Linked DNA regions of Mus musculus: region 1 is linked to region 2. Evidence: chromatin loops called from intact Hi-C (ENCODE). Cell type or tissue: heart. All regions are shown on one strand. Links, peaks and the distances in the headings refer to the core of each region. The heading gives the core; the rest is flanking DNA.

Region 1 (5,372 bases), core at 232-5,231, 510 kb after region 2:
ATGGTATGCTGGGTCCAGTGGTAAGCCCTGAAGGCTTCAGTAGTAGAGCCCTGTCCTGCAACTTTACTCACCGTGTTGAAGTATTCTACACCGGTAGCTTCAAATGCCCTTGACACAGCTTGGGTAGTGGCCATGCAGGCAACAGGGTGACCATTGCCGATGGACTTGCCCATGGTGACAATGTCGGGAACAAAGTCTTCTCCCTCCAGCTGGAAGGCCCAAAAGTGCTTGCCTATGCGGCCAAAACCAACCTGGATCTCATCTGCCACAAAGAGCCCTCCGGCTCTGTGGATGTGCCTGTGGAGGACAGATGGCCAACAGGGCTGTGCTGAGGTGACAAGGAGCTGGGAGGTTGAGTCCTCACCTTGGGCCTATGGTTGGCCTTCTCTGGGCCATTATTTCTTTACGGGTTTTGTTTCAGAAATTTCTGGCAGGCAGGCTGGACTGTAGTTGGGATTTGGAATTGACCCCAGGAAACCCAGGTACAGTTTGCCCTCCCTTGGGCAGAGCCTGCCCGTCTACTCACTCAGCCACCTGGGAGAAGTAGCCAGCAGGAGGAATGATCTGTCCACTCACACTGGGCAGAGACTCAGCGAAGAAGGCTGCGATCTGTGGATGAGACAGTTCAGTGCCCCTTCCTTTGCGTGCTGTGTCACATCTAAGGGTATGCATCACCCTCTTAATGTCTCTAGCCCCTTGTACTTGGGCTTGCTCCAGTCAATTAAATTCACATATGCAACCCACCACCACCTTAAACCTTTTCTCCCCTGTCTCCATGTGGTAACCAGCACTAGTTTCACCCTCCCTAGAACAAAAATGTAGTTCTATCCTTAACTACACCTTCCTTTAACATGTCTTGGTGACCCCCATTGTCTCATGGCTGTCACATCTGAGTCCACTTCTTGTCCCTGGCTACTGAAGATGCTGTCTTATGGGATGCCTTTTTCTGTTTTTCATATTGCTCTCAGGATGCTTCAATCCAGACATGGAGGGCATATCTGTCTAACCTAAAACCCTTTACCCATGTGTGATTTCCGCATAGTGTTTACTCTTGGGGCTTTTTTGGAGGCTTCTCTGGCACATTGGACAGCTGATGGAATGGGAAATTGCTTCTTTTATATTTACTTATCTTTTGGTTTTTCGAGACAGGGTTTCTTTGTATAGCCCTGGCTATATTGAACTCACTCTGTAGACCAGGCTGGCCTTGAACTCAGAGATCTTCTTATGTCTGTCTCCCAAGTGCTGGATTAAAGGCATGCTCCACTATGGTCATCTTGGGAAATTGGTTCTTTAGAACTGTCTGTGGAGGACAGCAGAACCTCAGCTGGTTCTGCTGGCTTCTCCTTTCCCAAACACTGTTTTCTGGTAACTGCTTCAGTCTTAGAAAACCCAGTTGCTAGTACTGTGGGGAGGCAGAGGCCTTGGTCTCCCAGGGTATACATTACTATCTGTCTCTCCACAGATTCCCCTTAGACTACCCTGCAAAGGCAGCCCCATGGTCCCTGTCTCTAGGTTGCCCCAGTAAAATACATCAGCCAAGAGTGAGAAAACAGCCAGTCCTCAGGTCTCCTCATCTTGTCTATCTGCTTCTGCCTCCTGAGAGCTGGGATTTAAGATGTGTGCTACTCATACCAGGCTTTCAGTCTTTCTTTTGACTGTTTAAAAAATTTTGGGGCTGGAGAGATGGCTCAGTGGTAGCATGCCTGCTCTTTCAAAGGACCTGAATTCAATATCCAGCACCCATATGATAGCTCACAACCATTTATAACTATAGTCCCTGGGGATCCAACATTCTCTTCTAGCCTCCATGGTGCACAGACATACATGTTGGCAAAACACCCATATACACAAAACACTGAAATAATTAAAAAACTTAAGTTATTTTGTATAGGGTCTCACTAAGTTGCTCAGGCCAAGATGTGGTTACCTTCCTGCCCTTCTGCTGTGCACTGCTGATGACGTGCTTCACCTCGTTGGCATAGGCCTCTGCTGGGTTGGGGTGGTCCTCCCTGTAAGGGCCCCGGTAGGTGTCTGGGAGAGGAGCCTGTAGGGAGAGACTTCCATGTCATCCGGGCTTGGGGATGGAGACTGACCTGTTGCTGATGGTGGGTATGCATACCACATGGACCCATTCCTTCTGGCCACCCAGATTCCGGAACTTGTAGGGACTGATGTCGATCAGGGAGCTCAGGTGACCATGATAAGCACTAGAGAGAAGGAGGAAAAGGACATAGGCCTGGGTAAATGGTGGCATTTACTCCTGGCACAGCTCTAACCATTATCTACCGTTTTTTAATACAAAACACATGGAAAGCCAATCTTTTTGACTAAGGTACTGAGCCCTTGAGCAGGCTTGGGGTGGCTTCCTGAAGGCCACTTACTGGCATGTCACACAGTTCTAGTCATCTGACCACTCTAGGTTCAGTTTTCTTCTCTGTAAAGTAGGGGCATAGGGTTATAGGACATCTTAAATCTTAACTCATTTCTAATGCCTTTTGGTCTCTGGCTCAGTCAGCTGAATCTCCAAGTGCTGCAGGCTGATTTTTCATTCTCTTAGAAGGGTGGACTGTAGACAAGGCCTCCAGGGAAGTGTCATTGGAGTCAGGTTCTCATACCTCACTGGCTTCTAATGTCCCTGCATCCTTCTCTTCTCATGGGCCCAATGTTAGAGACTCACTGACCCCTAACAGGCCTGTGGAGCCCAGGTTCTGGAGAAACAGGGCAGTGAGTTGTACTTACTGGTCTAATACCACCACATCCTGGTGTCCCGTGTACTGTCGAGCTAGTCTCAAGGCCAGGTCGTTGGCTTCTGACCTGAGAAAGAAAATATGGGCGTGGCTCAGACGACCCAAGTGCTTCCCATGGAGGAGGAACTCTTCCAGGATCGAGAGCGTTCCCTTGGCAAACATCCAGATGCTTCTGTGCATCAGGAGCAGGGTGAAGCAGACAGTGCCCTCTAGAAACTTGCATTTGGATGCATCTACATTTTGTTTTCAAGACAGGGTTTCTCTGTGTAGCCTTGGCTGTCCTGGAACTCACTCTGTAGACCAGGCTGGCCTCGAACTCAAGAGATCCACCTGCCTCTGCCTCCCAAGTGCTGTTATTAAAGGTGTGCACCACCACCAGAGCCAGAGCCTGATGTATAGCCATCTTGAAAGCCAAACAGTGAAAACAGAGTGCTCATTTCTTTAAGTGCCAACACTGGGCATAGGGTCTGAAGGAGACCCAAATGAGGCTCCATGGAAGTAACTGTGTGATGGGGTAAGCTGTGTTCTAAAACTGCTCTGTTGAAGCCATAACTCACAGTACCTCAGAATGCACTGTATGAGGCTTTGCTGGGAGAGAAGGCCTTTAAGCAGGTTAGTGTAAAGAAAGCACCCGGGGGCAAGTCTCAACCCAGTGTGATTGATGTATGTATGAGAAATGGCCTGGATTCCCAGAGATACCGGGCATTTGGGAAAATATATTTATTTTTCTTTTCTTTTTGAGATAGAATCTTTCTACATAGCCCTGAGCTGTTCTGGAACTCACTGTGTGGCTAGGCTGGCCTCGAACAGAGATCCTCTGCCCCCCCTCCCTTCTCTCCCCCCCCCACCTCTCTTTCTTTCTAGAATTATTTAGTTTTTATTTATATGAGAACACTGTAGCTATCTTCAGACTCACCAGAAGAGTGCATAGGATCCCATTACAGATGGTTGTGAGCCACCATGTGGTTGCTGAGAATTGAACTCAGGACCTCTGGAAGAGCAGTCAGTGCTCTGAACCGCTGAGCCATGTCTCCAGCCCCACTGCCTCTACCTTTCAAGTGCTGGGATTAAAGGCACACACCACCAGAGAAAATACATTTCTATTCCTTAAGCCCCAAGTCTGCATCTTTTTGTTATGGCTACCCTAGCCATCATTACAGTGGGGCCAGTGATAGCTCTGCAAAGTCCCAGTCCCAAGGAAGATTCTAGAACTCTGGAGCAGACCACACAGGTCTTGTTCTGTTTGGTCTGCTTGGGCAGCTGAGGAAAGGAAGCCAGGGCAAGGAAGCTGGGGCAGAAAGTGGTGAGACATGTAGGGCCATGCTCCAGGGGCTGAGAAGGGCCTGGATTATCTCCTTGTCAGCAGCATGCAAAGCCAAAAAAAAAAAAAAAAAAAAGATGAAGCACAGAAAGTATGTGACTTTGCCCTCATTTTAGGAGGCTGTTTCTAAAGGAAATGAGGTGGGAGTAAGAAGGCCCGGGAGGCTGCCTGGATGAGAGTCATGGGGATGAGCTGAGAGAGAGAGAGATCCTGGGGCAGATTAGGAAGAGAGAGTGGACGTGGATGGTGTGTGTATGTGTGTGCGGGAGAGTAGGGCACCAGGGTAAACCAGTACTGAGAGCTCACATAAGCATTGTTAGAAGGCAGTTCTTTATTTTAACATTTATTTTATTTTATTTTAATTTTTTTTGGATATGGTTTCACTGTTTCCCTGCCAGGTCTAGAACTCACTATATAGAGCAGGCTGGCTTTGAACTCTCAAGAGATCTGCCTGCCTCTGCCTCCAAAGTGCTGGGATTAAAGGTGTGTGCCAACATGTTCAGGAGAAAGCAATTCTTGGTTGTTTTTGAGTATGTGAAGTTGGAAATGACTGTCAGATGCCAGAGTTTTACTTAGAACCTTAAGCGGAACACACTGTAAGCATCTGTTTTGTTTTGTTTTTAAAGATTTATTAATGTATATGAGTACACTGTCACTGTCTTCAGACACACCAGAAGAGGGCGTCAGATATCATTACCGGTGGTTGTGAGCCACAATGTGGTTGCTGAGAATTGAATTCAGGACCTCTGGAAGAGCAGTCAGTGCTCTTAACTGCCGAGCCACCTCTCCTGCCCCATTTGTGTTTTGAGACAGGGTTTCTCTGTGTAGCCCTGGCTGTCCTGGGACTCACTCTGTAGACCAAGCTGGCCTCAAACTCAGAAATCGCCTGCCTCTGCCTCCCAAGTCCTGGGATTAAAGGCGTGTGCCACCACTGCCCAGCAAAGATTTATTTTTATTTATATGAACACACTGTTGCTGATTTCAGACACACCAGAAGAGGGCATCAGATTCTGCATCTGGGGTTTAAAAAAATCTTTTATTTTTATGTGAAGTATGTGTGTGTGTGTGTGTTTTGTGCAGTGCCAAAGGAGGCCAGAAGAGGGCACTGAGGTAGAGTTACAGGAGATTCTTGTGAGCCATCTGATAATGGGTGTGCTGGCAACTGAATTTGGGTCTTCTGCAAGAACACCCAAGTGTTCTTAAACACTGAGCCGTCTTTGCAGCCTCCCCACCTCTTTATTTCAATTAAAAAATGTATTTTATGGGGTTGGAGAGATGGCATAGCGGGTAAGAACACTGACTGC
Region 2 (5,372 bases), core at 199-5,198:
AGGAATCTGAGAGAGGTGCTCATATCACCTCATGAGAAACTCAGCAATGAATGCATGTTCACACTGTAACATTTACTTGTGTGTGTACCTCAGAGGACAGCTTGAAGGAGTATGTTCTTTCTACCATGTAGTCCTATAAGGAAGGGGCCAAACTCAGGTCATTTGGGGACCTTTGCATAGGGAGCTCCCCCCACCCTTACACAATTGAGAACCCCTCCCTCCCAATCTAGGGAATGGTGCCATCCACAGTGGGTGTGTCTTCCCATCTCAACATAAGGAAGATGCTCCTAAACATACTCACAAGCCAACCTGATCTGCTAGGTAGACAATTTCTGAGACTTCCTATCCAGGTAACTCTACAGCAGCAGTTCTTTTGGGGGACCAGAACGACCCTTTCACAGGGGTCACATATCAGGTATCCTGCACACTACTAGATATTTACAATTCAAAACAGCAGCAAAATTACAGTTATGAGGTAGCAACAAAATAGTTTTATGACTGGGATCACCACAACATGAGGAACTGTATTAAAGGGTCACAGCATTAGGAAGGCTGAGAACCACTGCTCTCGAGGGTCAAGTTAACAATGCCACCCTAGTCTTTCCAACTAGATTAAAAGTTCCTTGAAAATATGCATAACATATTCTTCATTGTGTTCTGGTTGCCTTCTTAAGAGCATGTAATCTTGGAGCATGTGTTAACTATTTTTAAGTACAGAAACAAGGACCAAATAAACCGTTTACCTGAAAAAGCCAGTTACAATCACTCAGTTGGGAAATGAAAAGTAATTGTGTCCAGGTCTACCGAACAGTCCAATGAGTGGTCACACAAATGACTAGTCATCCAATGTCCACATAAAGCCCTTCACTCCGAGTCAGCAATTAGAGACTGAGACCTGGCAAGATTTACTAAGTAATATTTAAAAGGCTTACTTCTAAACCTTAAAAATACCAACCTTGTTTGATGTGAGAGAAACAAAGATCAAAACACTAGAGATTCAAGTGGGGCGTGTTATAACACACAGACAGACACACATACACACACGTCATCCCAGCACCTGAGGAAGCAGAGACACAAGGAATGTCACAAGTTCAAAGTTACCCTGGCTCTACATAACCAGTACCAGGGCAGCCAGGGATACTTGGGATGGAAGGAAGGAGGGAAGGGATAAATCTACATTTGACTTAACCAAAATGGTTTTCAGCATTTTCTGAAAAATTGTGTCATCAGAAAATATTCAACCTCAAGAATCTCCTTTCTACACCAAGCCACAAAAGAATGAGCATCTTCTGTGCTCCAAAAGTTCTTCCTGCTAACACAAATTACTAACATAATCCATAATTCTGCACTAAAATTAAATGTTAAATTAACCCTGAAAAGAAAAGCTAAAATGAAGTGGAGACACATTTTTCTAATAGAAAATTGCATTAATTAAGACTTCAAGAATACAACATGAACAACTTGCTTCCCCAATTCTTGGAGAAAACCAATGGAATGAGATAACCTGAGATACCGAGTTATCACTTCAAGGAGTGGACTCAGTTCCATGTCTGAAATAGAGAAATCGGTCAACACGGGGATTTCTACTGCTGATTGTAGCCACAAAAATACAATCCAAGAAACTTTTGCAACCAGAGAGGATAAAAAATTTGACTCTCTTCCCGTTTATGTTGCTCATTCAAAAATAAATGGCTCCACGCCAAGTACGTTACACACAGAAGGGTTTCACACTACCCAATTTGAGTCAGCATATACATCATAAATTAATGTGACACTGTATTTCCAATCCCAAAGCTCTTCGTTGTAGTATGACTCACCAAATCCTCCATTTGTCCAACTAAGAAAACTTTATATTCCTCCCTTCAAACTACCACTATGACCTTCGTAGGAACTGGGTTAGCGACTCCCTTCATAATCGTTAAACACACACTTTAAACAGGGCTCCGGGGAAGCCGAGGCGTGGAGACCGACAGGAAAGCGAGGTGACCTTTCCATAGGCGCTGGGGTCTGGCCTACAAGCCCTGCTGTGGGGGACCCTGTGGGCAGCGCCCGCTCCACGAAGCAAGCCCGAGTGCAAGCGCAATGCTTTGACTCCATGAGTCCGGAACCCGTTCCCGGGCGCAAAGCCCAGCCAGTCCCTCGCCGGGCCACCGAGGGTCCCGGCCGCCCCACTTCCCAGGGTCGGGCCGGGTTCGGCCCGGAGGCTCCGAAGCCCGGAGTCCGGCGCGCGGCGCCATTTTAGGCCGCGGTGGCGGCGCCATCCAATCAGCGCGCGGGAGGCGGGGGGCGCCGGGTCCCTCGCGAGTCGCCGCAGGCAGCGCCGGGCGCCGGGCTGCTAGGTTCGGGGGTCTGGCCTCCGTGCCGCCATGTTGCACCGTCCCCGCGGCCTCCTGATAGGCGGGCCCGGGCAGAGGCCGCACCCGCGGCCGAGAGCAGCTCACCTTCTCGCAGAGGCTCTTGACCTGGGACTCGGAGAGCTGCTTGCACTCGTTCAGCTGCTCGATCCACTGGTCCAGCTCCTTGGTGAACAACTTCTCGTCCATGATGCCGCCCGCCCGAACCGGCTGCCGCTCCGCGCTGCTCCCGCGCCGCCGCCCGCACCCGGGCCACACGCACACGCCGCCGCCGCTCTCCCGGGGTGCTTTCTGCGGCCCCAGGCGGCTGCTGGGCGCTGGCGCCGGCCCGCTGGCTCGCTCCGCAGTGCTCGGCCGCCGGCCGCTGTGCCTCCTCCTCCGCTCGCCCTAGCTCGGGACTCGGCTTTCTGTAATGGCGGCCGCCCGGCGTGGTGACGTCACGCCAGCGTCAGGGAGCCGCGGGGAGGGCGACGGAGTGGGGCCGGGACCCAGAGCTGCGCACCGTGGAGCCGGGGCGCAAGCGCAGCGGAGTTGGCTGCCGAAGGAAGTGGCTTCGCTCTTGGGGCGTGGTCCTCCCGCTGGGAGGGCGGCGGGGGAAGGGAAGAAGCGAGTCCGAGCAAGCGCAGTGCTGGTTAATCCTGGCGTCCCAGGCTCCGCAGGGCGCCTGCGCGGTCTCGGCGCATGAGCAGTCCGTGTAGGCGAGGTTTTTATTCCTTGTGACCTGGTGTTTCTGGAAGGCCTCTGGGTGATACCTCTCAGATGTGGTCTGGGCTCTGCCAGCCTGATGACTAAAGGCAACCCTAAGGCGCTTAGTCCAGCAGCCCTGGGAACCACAAGGGAGTCACACACCTTTGGGGACAAGCCTAGTGGCAGGTTGCCTGGAGTGACCTTCCCCACCTCTGGCCGTTGCAGGCTCCTATAATTAGGTCATTCGTGGGCGAAGGAAGGTGTACCTGCTGGGATGTGTCGCCCGCGCACCTTACACCCCCAGCACACACCTGTCCCTGCACGAAGGCGGGGCCGAAGTGGGCCTTCGATCCTGGCCTCTTCCTAAGCCTTGCTTCCTCTCCTGTGGCCTTCAACACCTCTGGTGTGCACTTTTCTCCGAGACCTGTGCCCACTGGAAATAATCTTGTCCTACATTCTAGAGGAACAAGCCAGGGCTGTGTTCTGGTACTGGTAGAAGCAGCTACCGTGTGTTCTGTAAAGGAAGCTGATATTCTTAAGGATCAGCCTTCGACCTGGTTATAAATCTCTTCTGAGGCTTGTGAAACGTGTTCACATTGCACTGTCTGCATTCACAGAGATACTTGGCTCTACAGAGCATCAACTGTTGACCAGATCCCATGCTTAGGGGACAAAGGGGTCATGCAGACAGAAAGGGGCTACTGCCCTGGTGGAGCTTGAATGTTCCTGGCTGGAAATGAATGGAATGGATGGAAGTCATACACTGCTCCCCTCCAGAGTCTGGGAGAGAAGCCAAAGGATGGTTATCCATGAAGGTCAAGGCAAGAGCTGACCTAGCTATACTGTGGGGAACAGTCAAGCCTGTCACACACCGGAGAAGACACAGCTCAGAGCATCAGAAGACACCCTGACCCACAAGCTACAAGAGGACCTCAGTGGCCCCATCCACAAATGGCAGGGATGAAAATCCTCCTTTATCAAGGACAACCTGCTTGGCCAGGGGAACTGGCTTGACCAATTCTGCTTTCTCTAGTGGGTACCTCCCACTAGAGTTCCCGAAGAAAGTACCTGAGATCTACTCTTCTAGACGCCTCCATACATACTTGTTCTGCCAGTCCTTTCAGCTCAAATTCTGACTCTGGTTTGCAGTGAATAGCCCCCCAAAACAAACAGGAGTAAGAGTTAAGGCTACGTGAGATGACTAAATAAAGACTGTTTGGTGCCCATAGTTATAAAGCCATGTTCACTGTGCTGTCTTGTCTTATTCTTCTCCATTGCCCTGTACTCAGCAAGAACTGGTCCTGTCTTGAAGGGCAGGAAGTAGGCGGGCACACACAAAAGGGGAGGGGCTTCTTCAAGATAGTGGTCAAGACTGAGAACTTCATACTGCCAAGGTCTCAGCCAGAGTCATACAGCTACTAAACCACAGAAAGGACCAATACTCATCCCTTTGACTGCCTTTTTTCACCTGCAAAGACAATGATGATGCTAGTCTGGCAGATTGAAAAGTACTAAACGCCCACTATATATGCCAAGGTTATATAATGAAGGTTCTTCTAAAGTACTCTAGCTAGGCACTCCTTGCTGGTAGCGTTAATGTGTTATTTATTTTCTCCTGATGCAGGTTACTTGGCTCACCACCCTCACAAAATGGAGGAAAGATAGAATTACATGTACTTAAACATCCTGCCAAATAATTAGATGCTGCAACTTAACTTCTTAAGGAATGACTTCTAGGAAGCTCTCATTAGCATTCAGGCAGTGGAGTAAGGCATACCCGATCATAAACAATACAGAACTATGCTAATCAGAGTGTCTTTACCCTTACTGGAAACCAAGAATGCTCTCATACTCTGTAGAACTTCCAATATAATAAAAGGATCTGAAAGTTGGGCCTTAACTAATTTGACCCAGCTTACTCAATTTGACAGCTGATGAATACTGAGAACAAAAATTTTTAAATGGCTGGGAGTGATATCTCATGTTGGTAATGGCAGCACTAAGGTGAGGCAGGAGAATTGCTTCCATCTCAAGAGCAGCCTGGACCACAGAATGAGTCTAAGACAAAAGGAGTTAGGTTTAAAACCCTGTCTTGAAAGCCAAAAGATAACTTAAAGAGAAAAAGAATTATCCTTTTAACTTCTGGACAAACCCGAAAGGATCCTTAAGACAACTTTGAGTACCATTGCTTAGATGACGAATCTGGGTACAGTGAGTCTGTGTTGCCCAGGATGTTTAAACATAGCTATAAATAAAAACCATCTGACGATGGGGCGGGGTAGGAGGAGGGTAACCTGGAGCAAATAGCTTTATAATAGGCACTCTTAGCCA

What was found. A loop is a pair of places that touch in the nucleus more often than their neighbours do. Peaks named below come from ENCODE experiments on the same cell type or tissue, not always from the same donor. Only the 100,000 strongest peaks of a DNase experiment are listed, where the experiment ranks them.
Region 1: it touches region 2 in a loop (3-fold over the local background); 1 of 42 quality-filtered maps calls a loop at or near these places.

What each region holds. Positions count from the first base shown.
Region 1 is chr11:51,588,841-51,594,212 of GRCm38, reverse strand. It overlaps Phykpl (5-phosphohydroxy-L-lysine phospholyase), which reads right to left. Exons shown (of 13, transcript NM_028398.3): 4 at 2,740-2,814; 5 at 2,120-2,207; 6 at 1,928-2,044; 7 at 527-609; 8 at 72-297. Among named protein-coding and RNA genes, the nearest start is that of Phykpl, 6.7 kb to the right of the region's middle. In heart, for the core only: no CTCF peak of the experiment used is centred there; a DNase peak (open chromatin) is centred at 2,794.
Region 2 is chr11:52,096,220-52,101,591 of GRCm38, reverse strand. It overlaps Ppp2ca (protein phosphatase 2 (formerly 2A), catalytic subunit, alpha isoform), which reads right to left and starts at 2,768. Exons shown (of 7, transcript NM_019411.4): 1 at 2,442-2,768. The coding sequence starts at 2,543. In heart, for the core only: no CTCF peak of the experiment used is centred there; DNase peaks (open chromatin) are centred at 2,331, 2,921 and 3,851; H3K4me3 peaks cover 3,478 bases; H3K27ac peaks cover 2,447 bases.